2 separate regions of the Mus musculus genome follow, and region 2 is linked to region 1. Evidence: chromatin contacts called from ENCODE POLR2A ChIA-PET data. All regions are on one chromosome and are shown on one strand. The core of a region is the stretch at or near the end of the contact, and the rest is flanking DNA. Distances in the headings are between cores, read along the strand shown.

Region 1 (6,484 bases), core at 1,826-4,325:
GAGGAGTTCGAAAATGTTCTCCCAGCTGTCCCGCTGAAGCAAGGCAAAGTGCTCAAACACGGCTGACAGAGAGCTGCCTTCGCACTCCTCCTGGCTGGGTTGCTGCTGAAATTCGTACTCCCAGTACTGCTTCCCTGAGGAGCAGAACAGCTGGCATCAGGAGAGATCTGACCAAGGCAGAGAGGAATCATGGAATAGAACAGGGACTCCACCACCTGCCCCCTTCTCCTCCACCCTGAGTACCCTTGAAGAAGTAGACCCTTTCCCGGCCACTGTAACGGTGGGCAGGAAGGGCGAACGCTGCATCAACATTGTCTGGTATGCCACTGAAGCCTTCGGAGATGTTTCGGGGATAACCAGGGTCCAGGACCCCATCCTCAAAGCGCCAGTACTGACTACCCTGAAAGACAGAGATCAGAAGGGTGAGGACATACCGCTGGCCACAGAAGCAGTCCTATATCCTAAACTGGCTGTCACCTGCTCCTGGAGTCCCTGACTGCTTTGTCTTCACAGCTCCCCAGCACGTCCATGGCACCCTTTACCTTGCCTCAGACTTAGGTCTGGTACCTTGAACAAGTAGGTCTTCCCCTGACAGTTGATGCGAGTGAAGGCAGCATCGATGGGGCCCTCAATGCCCCAGACATCTTGGATAAGTTTGGGGTACCCAGGCCTCACTGCCGTCTCATCTAGCTCATAGCAGTACTGCCCTAGAACAGGGGAAACTGTGTGAGAAGCAGATGAGCCTAAGGCAGATCCGACCGCCACCAGACCTGTCCATAGAGTCACCTCGGAAGGCAAAGAGGGACCCATTCTTGAGATCCGTGAAGGCGTCAAAGGGCTTTCCACTGCACAGTTCTTCCTCTGGAAACTCAGGGGTCCCTTGATCAGTGGTGTCGGGCCTTAGGATCTCCTCCTGTTGCTCCACTTTAGGCGCTGGGGTGCTTGGCTGTTCCTCAGGATCTAGGAAGGCTGTCGGCTTTAGAGTGCCGTCCGTCCGAGGATTTAGGTCACCGGGTGGAGAGGTGTTCTCGGGTTGCACACCGGTGTTGGTATTGTTCTTGGGCTCCTCCACGTAGTCATAGCTCCAATAATCATCCTCTGGCATAGTGAACACGTCCCCCCGCGTTACTGCAGGCAGAACGGGGAGCAGTGAGTGTCAGGCTGTGGAGGGAGCCCCAGGCCCACCCACCAGGGCTCTGAACTCACCTTGGGGCTTGCACTGCTCCATGTAGTCGGCACAGCAGCTCTGATAGTAAGTGCAAAGCTCGTCACACTGACACTTCTTGCTGGCCATGAAACCCTGAGTGCAGCGGCCCTTGCATGACTCTATGGGAGGGAATATCAGGTTTACAGCCCAATCTAGGGCACCTGCCCAACCTGCACTTCCCTAGGTACCCACCAATCCCCTCCCACACCTTGGTCAGCCAGAGAAACCCATGCCACCAGGGCTAGTATGAAAAAGGGCCTCAGGGGTGCCATGGCAGGCCTCTAGCCCAGGGCCTTGGCAAGCTGGGCGCGGAGCTTCTGGAATCTCGCTGTCCTGCCTGAAAAAAGAAGCAGACTGAAGAAGAGTTCCTAGTTCCCTGGGTTTCTGCCCTTTATTTGCTCATCCTCTGGCCCAGCCCCATTGCCCTCCTCCAAACACAGCTGCAGCAAAGGGTCACATTCCCAGAACCCCAGCCCCAGGAGAGCTGGGAAACAGAAAACCCTCGCCAAGACCAAAGTCAGTAGGGTCACGGGCAGGAGGGATAACACGCTTAGCTTAGCTGGGGAGGTGGAAAGAAAGCATGTGTTGTCACCCTCTGAGCCAGTCCCGTTAATCTCCCTGAGCCTTACTTTTTATAAAGTGGGACCATGGTGCCTTGCCTCATCAGGTGTTGAGAGATTCCGTGAGCTAGAACAGACAAAACGTTTCGTGCCTGGAGTAGCTTCCAACTCATTCCCATAAGCCGTTATCGATTTACTGTTTGATCAGGCTAGGTGCTTGTCCCATCCTACCCCCCGCTTCGAATCTGGATTTTTGGGGCAAGAAGGGGGGTTGGGGGAGAGCTGGCAAGCACTTTGGGGGAGGTTTTCTTTTCTTCTCATAAAAGAACAAAGCTTCATTTCTGGCCTCTCCTTGTTCTCTCTAAGCTGGGTGTTACAGCATAGGAAGTAGTGGGTCAGAGTCTATTCTTCTTTCTTTATTTTTTTTAGATTTATTTATTTTATGTTTTGTGTATAAGTGTCTGCTCACATGTGCATCTGTGCACCACATGCATGTCTTGTGTCTATGGAGGTCAGAAGAGGGCTTTGAATACCCTGGAACTGGAGTTTTGAACAGTTATGAGCTGCCGTGTGGATGCTGAGAATCAAACCCAGGTCCTCTGTAAGAACAAGTACTCTTAAAGGCTGAGCCATCTTTCCAGTCCCAGAGCCCATTCCTGAGGCTTTCACTAATCCATTGATCCTCGGGGGACCACCCTGGCCACACCTTCAATGACCTCATTTATTTTAAAAAAAAAATGGACTCATTGGGCATACTTTCTAGACTCACATACTAAGTGGGATTTCTCTATAAAGAAAGTGCTCACTGGGGTAGAGTGCCAGGTTTTGGGCCAAATTCCAAGCACTGGCACACTTCTGAAGCCCCTCCGTTTTCTGTTCTGTAATCACAGGCGAGCGTGCCTTTGGTGTCTCTTCTCTATGGACCGCAGTAGTCTCAGCGGCAAAATGAAACACTAAATTTTACTCCCTACAGACGCGTGAAGCCTAAGTGGAAACCGGCATTAAAGGGCTTTAAGAATCTCAACTGCGATTCTTTAACCATCCGGAGGGGACGTGGATACATGTAGCCAGCTTGCTTCCACATTTTGGGGAGCCGAGCGAGCGGTAGGAAATGGAAGACAGCTCTTTACAGCCCTTTCTACAGCATCTTGCACACCACCAAGGGGAGACTGGGGAGAGGAGGCGGAGCCAGGTGTGGGCGTGGCTGGAGACCTGGGGTAGGGCTTGCGCCTGCGTCGGGGGCGGAGCCCGTGAAACCTAGAGGCGGGGCGTCAAATCCTTGACTCTGCTGCTCAGAGGCGTGGTTGCTGTTGAGCATCTTAGCTCCGCTGTGCTTAGATTGGAGCAGCGCTTTGTTCCGGGCACCGGCGTCTCTACCCTCCCGCGTCTGGTCCATGCTTCTCTCTCCCTTCATGCCCTTCCTAAGTCGCTGAGTCCCGGAGCTGCCCTCCTCCTTCTGCTTCTACACTTGTAGCCCAGCACCTTTACCGGATCCTGTTTGCTTTTTTTTTTTTTTTTTTTTTTCTTTCTCCTCCCAAGGCCGGGGTCTCTCTGCCAGGCCCCGCCCCTCTAGGCCTGGCATGTCCCCTGCTGCCCAGCGCCCATGGTCCTGACGCTGCTCTTCTCCGCCTACAAACTGTGCCGCTTCTTCACCATGTCAGGCCCACGGCCGGGCGCCGATCGGCTGACAGTGCCCGGACCGGATCGGAGTGGTGGCGCCAGCCCATGGTGGGCTGCGGGCGGTCGCGGGTCTCGCGAAGTGTCGCCCGGAGTGGGCACTGAGGTGCAAGGCGCCCTGGAGCGTTCGCTGCCTGAGCTGCAGCAGGCGCTGTCCGAGCTGAAACAGGCAAGCGCGGCGCGGGCTGTGGGCGCGGGTCTCGCCGAGGTCTTCCAGCTGGTAGAGGAAGCCTGGCTGCTGCCGGCCGTGGGCCGCGAGGTGGCCCAAGGTCTATGCGATGCTATACGTCTGGACGGTGGCCTCGACTTGCTGTTGCGGCTGCTTCAGGCACCGGAGCTAGAGACCCGTGTGCAGGCCGCGCGCTTGCTGGAGCAGATCCTGGTGGCTGAGAACCGGTGAGGGAGAGTGGGGTGAGGTGTGGGGTTGCCAGGGCAGTGAAGGTGGTTGGAGACGGTATCCCATTGCTGATTTTGCCCTAAGCCCATAATTCTCCCGTGCATCTGGGTGTCTTTCTGTGTTACCTTCTCACCAGGGCAGCCATGACCTTATTCTGCAGCGTCTGATCAGGAACAGAAAGTTTTTTGGTTTTTGTTTTGTTTTGTTTTGTTTTTGTTTTTGCTAGGACGAAATAGTAGGGGCAGAGAAAACTGAGGTATCTTTCCTTCCTATGGGAAACTGCTTGACTGCTTCTCCTTTGCCTACCTCCTGAGACCTCCTTTTGAACTATTATGAAGCCTTTGAAGGGCCCACTTTCCCGGTCTTCTGGTGCCAGAGCAAAACAGGCTGTCACACTAATTTTCACCAAAATCTCAGGCTCTCAGCTCAGAATTTTTAGAAGAGTCGCTTTCAGCACGCAGCCCTCACAAGTGTCACGACGTGTTTTCTCTGGCATTTTTGATCACCTTTGATATGTGGAAATTACACAACTGTCCAAAAAATGCACAAACAGAATGATTTGGGTTGGGAGACCCAAGGTAGGTTTCTGCTTGCTTAACCCCTCTCATCTAATATCCGCTGTCCTGACTGGGATAGGCCATGAGTATGGAGAACTGGAAAATGGAGTAGGTGCTTGCTGAGTGTGTTGGAGCCCAGCTTGGCTGGTGTTGGCTTGGTATGGTCAGGGAGTTAGAACTGGTGGTACCTGTGGGAAGTGGGTGCAGGAAACATGATGCAAACATACGGATATGTTTTCAGGAATGGAAATGACTATCCTTACTTATTGACAGCTCTGAGAGAGTAACCTCTATCTAGTGTACAAGTCCCCAAACACATGCGGATGCCTTTTCAGGACCAAGGACAGGGCACAAGTCCCGCTATCCCTCATGCTCCCTCCCCAGAAACCCCGGGGCTCTGCTTTCATCCATGGGGACAAGACTGGAAGGGAGAGAAGCAGGGAACACACGGGGGCTTTGTGTTTATTCTCCACCCATCAGCCTCCTCGGTGCCTCTTTTTGCCATCCCATTCTGGCAGTTCTGGACTTCCCCAGGGTGATGCTGCAGCCACTTCCCAGAATCCTAGCTCACTGGCTCTCACCCATGAACTGTCAACAGTGTAGGGATCTTCAACTCTGGTCCCATAATACCCAGTGAGGGCACTGCCTAACTAGCAGCCCTCTAAAATCACAGGCCACCCCACCAGGGGGACAGAATGAATATAGTGAACATATCTTTGAGGAAAATAAATGGCTTCCCCTAGAATATTGAATGAATAATAGAGGAGTCTATTTTTAATATAAAGAAAGAAAACTATTACACATTACAATTCAAAACTTGCAAAGGTGTATAAAAAATGGTATAATGACAAAAGTTCTCAACAAATCCTCTCCTGTGGAGGAAAACCACTGAACAAGCTTTTGTATCTCCTTCCAGAGAGGGGTGGAGCATATACAAGCATTTGCACACATAAATACACACACATATATGCATGTGAAAAAATATATATGTATGTATACAAATGGTTTCTTACTTAGCAGCTGGGATTTGAAACTAGACCTGTGAACCCCCAAAGATTTCGGCCATTGCATTAGACCCCCAATCTCAGAGAACAGAATTGAGAGGTGAATTTACAGTTTTCACAACTATCCATAGCTTTAACTTCCTTCCTGGGCATAGGAAAAGATGAGGCCTGAAGGCTAAGACTTAGAGGTGAGAATAAGGTTCCAGCTGTGAACCCATGTTCCAGAGTAAGCCCTTCATTTCACTGGACCTTAGGTTAGTCTTCTGAAAATGTGTTAGATGAGATGGCTTCATTTTCCTATGTGTATGAATGTGTTGCCTGCATGTATATCTGTGTACCATGTATGTGCGGTACCCATAGAGGTCAGAAGAGGATGTTAGAACCCATGGAACTGGAGTTATAGAGGATCACGAGCCACCTTGTGTGGTCTGGACATTGAAACCGGGTCCTCTGGAAGAGCAGCCAGTGCTCTTAACCACAGAACCAACTCTCCAGTCCTGAGATGATTTCTTACGCACATTCAACCCGGATAGCCTAGGAGTTTACCTAGTCCAAAGTCAAGATGGAGGATTTTAAATTCAGAAACTCTGTGACCTTGGCCATGCCATGACGTTTCTCTAACCTTAGCTTTCCTCTTTGGTAAAGGGAGTGCCTGAGTTCTGGAATGCAGGTTCAGACCCGTTTGGCCATTTGGAGGTTGGCTATAGAGAGGCTGAGTGATGAGGTCAGCAAACCTTTGCTGAACTAACACCATATCCAGGACTTAGCCAAACTCTGCATTGTCCATAAAGTTACAGGCACTGTGGTCACTGCGGCATCCATTGAGCAAGAGTTCTGTCACTGGTTAAGTCAGTCATTGGAAGTAACCTGACGAGGGGAAGTCGCCATTTTGTTGAATTAGGTGAGACAGGAAGTCTTCGCCCCTATCTGGAATATGGCACTTTGCTTGCTATTCTGCTGGCCTTCAGGATTGCCTCGGGCATATCCTTCCCACAGTAGCCAGTTTCTTAAAGCCTAAACCAGAACTGAATACTCCTTCCCCAAAGCTCTTGAGTGGCTTCCTGCTTGTTCCAAAGATAAAG
Region 2 (6,283 bases), core at 1,670-4,169, 39 kb before region 1:
CTCCCCCAATCTAAACCATTGCTTGGCACTAAATGTGGGACTCCATGGCAGTGTAAGAGGGCAAGCAGAGAAGGTTGGGTACACATGGGAACCCAGAGACCAGGCTCAATCCAGAGAGCACGCAACTTCATTCTGGTAGACCCAAGAACAATGGCCAAGGTCAGGTAAGGAAACTGCTCAAAGCAGAACAACACTGTGTCTCCAGATGGTACTCACTGTCCACAAAGTCCTTGCACTCCTCCTTGAGCTCCACAGTCTGCTGGGTGACCTCTGGGTCCAACACTCGGAGCTTGTTCAGTTCATCAAAATGCAGCCCTGCCTCGCCCAAGATGTCCTTGGCCATAGCTGCAGAGAAACCAGCAGCGACCTGAATTTCATCCCAGACACCACCCCAGCCCTCCTCATACACCCATCCCTCTGCCTCCAGCTCTCAGCCTCACCTGTTTCCCTTCCAGGAAGCCCTAGAGGTCTGCTTTGAAGGGGTGACAGTGGCAATCAGGAGGTATGTCATAGGAGCAAGGGTCAGGAAAGAGGAAAGTCCAGTTGCTTGTCACAGACATCGTTCATTCAACATACATTTCTTGAGTGCCTACTACATGCCGACACTGCTAGATGCTGGGCGTAAAGATGAATGCAACATGGTGCCTGCCCTGGAGCAGCACAGCTTAGCTGGAGGAAAACAGACACGTGAACCTGAAGGATTATATTGCATCAAGTGATTTTTACAGAAATATCACTAAGCAAGGAGAAAAGACAATTTCAGTTCACTTGGGTGTATCTGGCCTAAGCTGCGAGCGAGATAAAAGCATAGTCATAAATCCCTGTTTAAGGTCCCAAAAAGGCTTTTCAAATGCATGCCCTGAAATGAAAAACAAAACAAAACAAAAAGGATGAATTTTAAAATGAGAGTTAAAAGCTAGCTATGGTCATGCGTGACTCTAATTCTAGCAACTCACTGTGTTGCTAGAAGACTGACACACGTTTAGGACCAACCTGGGCTGCATACTGAGTTCCAGGCTATCCTGTGCTACACAAGCCCTTGTCTCAAAAAAACAAAAAACAAAAAAACAATTGCCTTCCTGTGTTGTTCTAGTTGGATAGTTTGAGTATTTAAGAGCTCCTAGGGACTAACTGGACCAGGTCCTATGGAAGAGTTCATATGACATGAGACTGCAAACACTTGTTTGAACTCCTACTGCCTTCTGAGTTAACATGCATTTATCAAAAACAAAAACCCTTATTGAATCCCAGCTCCAAGGACAGAGTGAACATAGTGTCTCTAGACAGACAGTAAGCAAATAAACACAAACTGTGATCAGGGTATGAGGAACAGCGCTCAGTGCTCTGTCAGGATTCTACAGGAGGACATAACTCAAGTAGGCAGAGAGGTCAACAAAAGCCTTCAGAAAAAACAATCTGGGACCTAAACACGTCCAGAAAATCTTCTAAGAGAAGGGAGAGGGACATTGTGGGCATAGGGAAAAGCATATGGGGGCGTCCTAAGGCTGGAAGATTTTGACACAAAGGGTCCTGGGATCAAAACAGCAAGAGGGAGCAAGGCTGGCAACCGGCTATAGCTGGATGAGTAAATGAACTTGGGTTTTGTTTTGTTTGTCGAGACAGGGTTTCTCTGTGTAGCCCTGGCTGTCCTGGAACTCACTTTTGTAGACCAGGCTGGCCTCGAACTCAGAAATCCACCTGCCTCTGCCTCCCAAGTGCTGGGATTAAAGGCATGCGCCACCACACCCAGCTGAACTTGGATTATTTTTTATAATGATAACCGCTAGCAGTGGATTTCGGCAGTGCTTATTGATCAGAGTTGGAAAGATCACTCACTGCCTTGGCCAAACAGAGGGAACAGGGAAGAGCAGAATAGAGGCGTCCTTTCCAAATTTCTCACTGTGAGCCAAGCATCTCTAAGCAGGCTGCCTGCAGGTAAGTGGCACTCTGATAATGTTTGCAGAATGAATGAATTCATGTGGAAACAGAAGGCTGTAACAGAAGAAAAGATTTGAAGCCGAACGGGAGTTCAGAGATCAGATGATGTCTGAATTGACAGAATTTAGTAATGCTTAATGCAGCACTTTGGAGAAAAGTGAAGAAAGGAGCCAAACACGATTGCCATGGATCTGGATTGGACCGAGAGTATGGCTGGAAAGGACAGTTTAAAGAGATGGGTAAGATAGATATGGTACATAGCGGGCTATCAGATCCCCAGCCCACCCCTAACTCCCACCACAAATATGCTCCAGGAACGTGGGATTGAGTTTCCTAAGCATGAAGGCTGTGCCTGGCTCTACGCTCCCTGGCTCTCCCAGGTCCGCAGGCACAACAAATAGTTGTAGCTGTGGAGTTTGGAGAAGGCGTAGACACAGGAAGAACTGGGCAAATGGCGCGGCTGTCTTTACTAAATTATACTCCTGCAATGTCCGAACCTCGGTTCACCGGTGACATCGAGGGAGCCAGGCTGAGCTGAGTGTAAACCCGATCCCTAAAAACTCCGAGGTAGGGAAACCGCCGCTTTCCACCCGGTCCAGCCAATCCTCGGCGCTGGGTCACGTCGGCCTCCTCCCGTCCCAAGTCCTCCACGTCCCCGACCTACCTGACGAGCCGCCTCGGCAGCGCTCTGCGGCCCTGACGACTGTCGGTAGAAGCTTCTCTCCGGCAACTGCAACCGGCTGCTGCCACGGAGACAAGATCTAGGAGCCACACGTCACCCCCGAGTCCAGAAGCACCAGCATCCGCCCACCCTGCGGTGCTTGCTGGGAAATAGATGCAACACGCGATAACTGCCCACTAGGCCCAGAAGCCTTTGCTCAGGGGGCGGGGACTACGACACGGGAAGTAGATTTGTTCCCGAACCCGGAAGTAGAAGGAAGTCAAACGTCAAGTTTTCGACCCACTGCTAGCTCGCGCGCTGTGCATGCCGGGTCTTGTAGTCTCTTTCCCGATCTGTAGGGTTGGGCTGTAACTCCGGAGTCGGCGGGCGCAGGATGTGAGCTCACAGCCGAGATTGCAGGCAGCCGCAGGCCAGAGGTGGCACCGAGTCCGCTTGCTACTTGACTGAGACTCGGAGAGGCGTCCCCGCGGACGGTGAGAGCCAGAGGTGCGGGTGCAGAGGGGAAGGACAGGCTCTGCTGAGTCCTGGGCAAAAGGCACGGGATGGCGCGCGGGGATGAAGTTCAGGTCTTTTCTGGGGATGGGAGGCACCACGGATCTCAGTTTTTCAGAAGAGGAGGGGTGTGGCGGGAGAGCAGCCTACACTGCAACGAGAGACATGGGATGTTTCTCCATTTCCACTGGAGAGCCTTTGGGTGAAACATAAGAGCCGCTTCCACGATTTCTGACCTTTCTTGCCAAAATCAGCCTTCCCACCTCGCCGTACCTCGTGTCCTTCCTTTAGAACCCCAAGTCTTTGAACTACCGTGATCGTTTGCGCTTTGTTCTGCTTGGCTTCGCATTAGGTTCCCATAGAGACACGTGTATGTTCCCCAGCCCCAGGATTACCCCTCTATCCACAGGCGAAGTCCTGAGGAAAGAGCCCTGAAACTATCAGTGGAAACTTCATCCTCTCAGAAATTTCTTTCTAGGGCGTCACCTGCCATTGGACTCTTGGACCTAATTGGTCTGGGTGGAATCTGGTCTGACGTCATCTAGGACTCAAAGTAGCTCTTAGGAGGAAAAGAATAGATTAGCTCCGGATTTGACTTCCTCAGTTGGCAAGCCTAGTCACTTGGGTTTCTTTGATTTGGCAGAACGTGTTTATGTGCTTCCTTGATTCTGGGGAAATGGGACTGCACACAAAGTATGTGAGGAACTTGCTAAAACTTGTTGAGGAGTTGATTTTTTTCCCGCTTTGAGGTAAGGCGGTCAGTCGCTCACCAGTCTAGCATTGTAGTGTTACTGTCAGACTCCCGGAGCTCGTTTCCTCCATGTTCCATCACTGAAAGCAATTAAGCCATCAAAAGGATATGCTACTTAATATAGCACCAATATAGACCTTCCTGAAAGCCCCCCACTCCCGACCATTCCAAGGACATACTGAAATCTCTTCAGGGTCAGTTTTAGTTTAGCAAGCTGATGTATATACTTAATTCTTGTTTGAGGACCAGTGTTGTGGGTTTTACCTGTAAAACATGAGGAATAACAGGAAACGACTGAGTGTTCCGGTATTAAAGAGGTTGGTTCCACTTTGGGGCGTTGTTGTTGTTGTTGTTTCTGTTTACAGCATTGCTTCTGTGGTGTAAGCCTTTATCATCACTTGCCTGGACCAGTCCTTCCTCTGATTTTCCCATTTCCTTTCATGTACTTTTGCATCCCACACAGCATCAAGTTGTCCTTGGATCACATCACTCCCCTGCTAAAAGCCTTCCCCGACCCCAAAGTCTGTTGCAATTCCCATAAACCCCAGCTCTTCCTTCTCATGTAGCACTTGTCTTCTCTGGCTTCCTGCCAGACCATCCTCCCTCTTCTTCCTATATACCCGCCGCCATGTCACTACTGTCCCCAAAATGTGTTCCTTTTAGACAATTTATGTGTGTGCTGATTTTGCCTGCATGTGTGTCTGTGTACCACATGTGTGCCTGGAGCCCACAGTGACCAGAAGAGGGCATCAGAACTCCTACGACTGGAGTTATAGATGGTTGTGAGCCACTATATGAATGCTAGGAATTGAACCTAGGTCCTAGAAGAGCATCCAGTACGTCTAACTGCTGAGCCATCTCTCTAGCCCCATAAAACTTGTTTCACTTTTTAACATTTTTGTTTGTACGTGTGTGTGCCTGAGTGTATATATGTGTACCATGTGTGTGCATGCAGCAGCACCCATAAGAGGGTGTCAGATCTCCTGGAACAGGATACAGAGTATTGTAAGCCTTTTGATTTGGGTGCTATCTGGGTCTAACTGTATCTGGGTCTACTGCAAGAGGAATACACTTTTTTTTTTGAAGTTATAATCTCTTTTATTTTTAATTTATTTTTATTTTTAATTTATTTATTATATGTAAGTACACTGTAGCTGTCTTCAGACACTCCAGAAGAGGGAGTCAGATCTCATTATGGATGGTTGTGAGCCACCATGTGGTTGCTGGGATTTGAACTCCAGACCTTCGGAAGAGCAGTCGGGTGCTCTTACCCACTGAACCATCTCACCAGCCCCCAGGAATATACTTTTTAAAGGCAGTTTTTTTTTTTTTTTTACTTTTTAAAAAGATTTATTTCATTTATATGAGTACATTGTCACTGTCTTCAGACACCAGAAGAGGTGTCGAATTACAGATGGTTGTGAGCCACCATGTGGTTGCTGGGAATTGAACTCAGGACCTCTGGAAGAGCATCTCTTCAGCCTCTAAAACTTGTTCAGATAGGAGCTTTGCTCTTGCTGTCTAGACTATACTTTTCAGATCTTAACTGAAATGTGATCTTCAATTGGTCTCAAGCCTCAGCCTGATAATTCTCATATCATTCCTATATTCTCAGTGACGTCGATCACCTCTATAACTGTCTGCCTCTTTGTCCCATCGTTTATAGTGTGGCTTCTGGTCTGTTTTTGTTTGAGGTAGGGTCTTTCTATGTAGCCTGGAACTTCCAATACTGAGATTAAAGGCATGTGCCACCATGCTCAGCTAGTCTGTCTTCTTCCACTGAAGTGTGGGGTCCATGAGGGCAGGACTCTTCTCAGAACAGCTGGTGTTCAGAACAGGTGAGGCATCTCTTCAGTATGTGACTTTTTATTACTATCATACTCTTTTTTGCGTGTGTTTTAAAGATCCTGCTATCTGGACCAGGTTGGGTTCTGTCTCATTCTGTATTCCAGGCAGGGCTTAGTCTGATAGTGCTTGCTGGTATTACAGAGGTGCACCACCAAGAACCTAATAGTACCTAATGACAATTGGGATTGGTTGGTTGGTTGGTTGGTTTTTCAGGCAGAGCCACTTGTACTCTTGGTAGCTGAGATACCTGGTCTGCCTGCCTCCATCATCCTATGCTTGGAGTATAGGCATGGGCCATCACATGTAGTTTATATGCTGCTGGGAATCAAACCCAGAGCCTCATGCATGCTAGACAAGCATTCTGCCAATTAAGGTACAGCTTAGTCTTCTTCCTTTTTTTTAACCTTGTGATGGCGTCTCTGTAGTCCAGACTGCCTCAGACTTCCAAGTGCTGGATTATAGATGTGAGCCACCATCCTTGGCCTGGTTAGTGGTAGTTTGGATAAGCCAAAAGATTACAGACAGGAGCAGTGGCACTGTCATTTAATCACGGCACTCAGGAGGCAGAGGCA

What was found. ChIA-PET counts read pairs that join two places held with the same protein, here RNA polymerase II (POLR2A).
Region 2: POLR2A ChIA-PET joins it to region 1 with 14 read pairs in embryonic stem cell. The contact joins the promoter of Tnfaip1 here to the promoter of Sarm1 in region 1. POLR2A ChIA-PET finds 5 or more read pairs at or near these places in 4 of 5 experiments (Patski and embryonic stem cell).

Annotation. Positions count from the first base shown.
Region 1 is chr11:78,494,345-78,500,828 of GRCm38, reverse strand. Sarm1 (sterile alpha and HEAT/Armadillo motif containing 1) reads left to right here and starts at 3,075. Exons shown (of 9, transcript NM_172795.3): 1 at 3,075-3,840. The coding sequence starts at 3,371. Vtn (vitronectin) reads right to left here and starts at 1,709. Exons shown (of 8, transcript NM_011707.2): 1 at 1,416-1,709; 2 at 1,207-1,326; 3 at 787-1,128; 4 at 568-707; 5 at 244-400; 6 at 1-134. The coding sequence starts at 1,479.
Region 2 is chr11:78,532,896-78,539,178 of GRCm38, reverse strand. Tnfaip1 (tumor necrosis factor, alpha-induced protein 1 (endothelial)) reads left to right here and starts at 2,919. Exons shown (of 7, transcript NM_001159392.1): 1 at 2,919-3,093. Ift20 (intraflagellar transport 20) reads right to left here and starts at 2,818. Exons shown (of 6, transcript NM_018854.5): 1 at 2,603-2,818; 2 at 441-669; 3 at 217-345. The coding sequence starts at 343.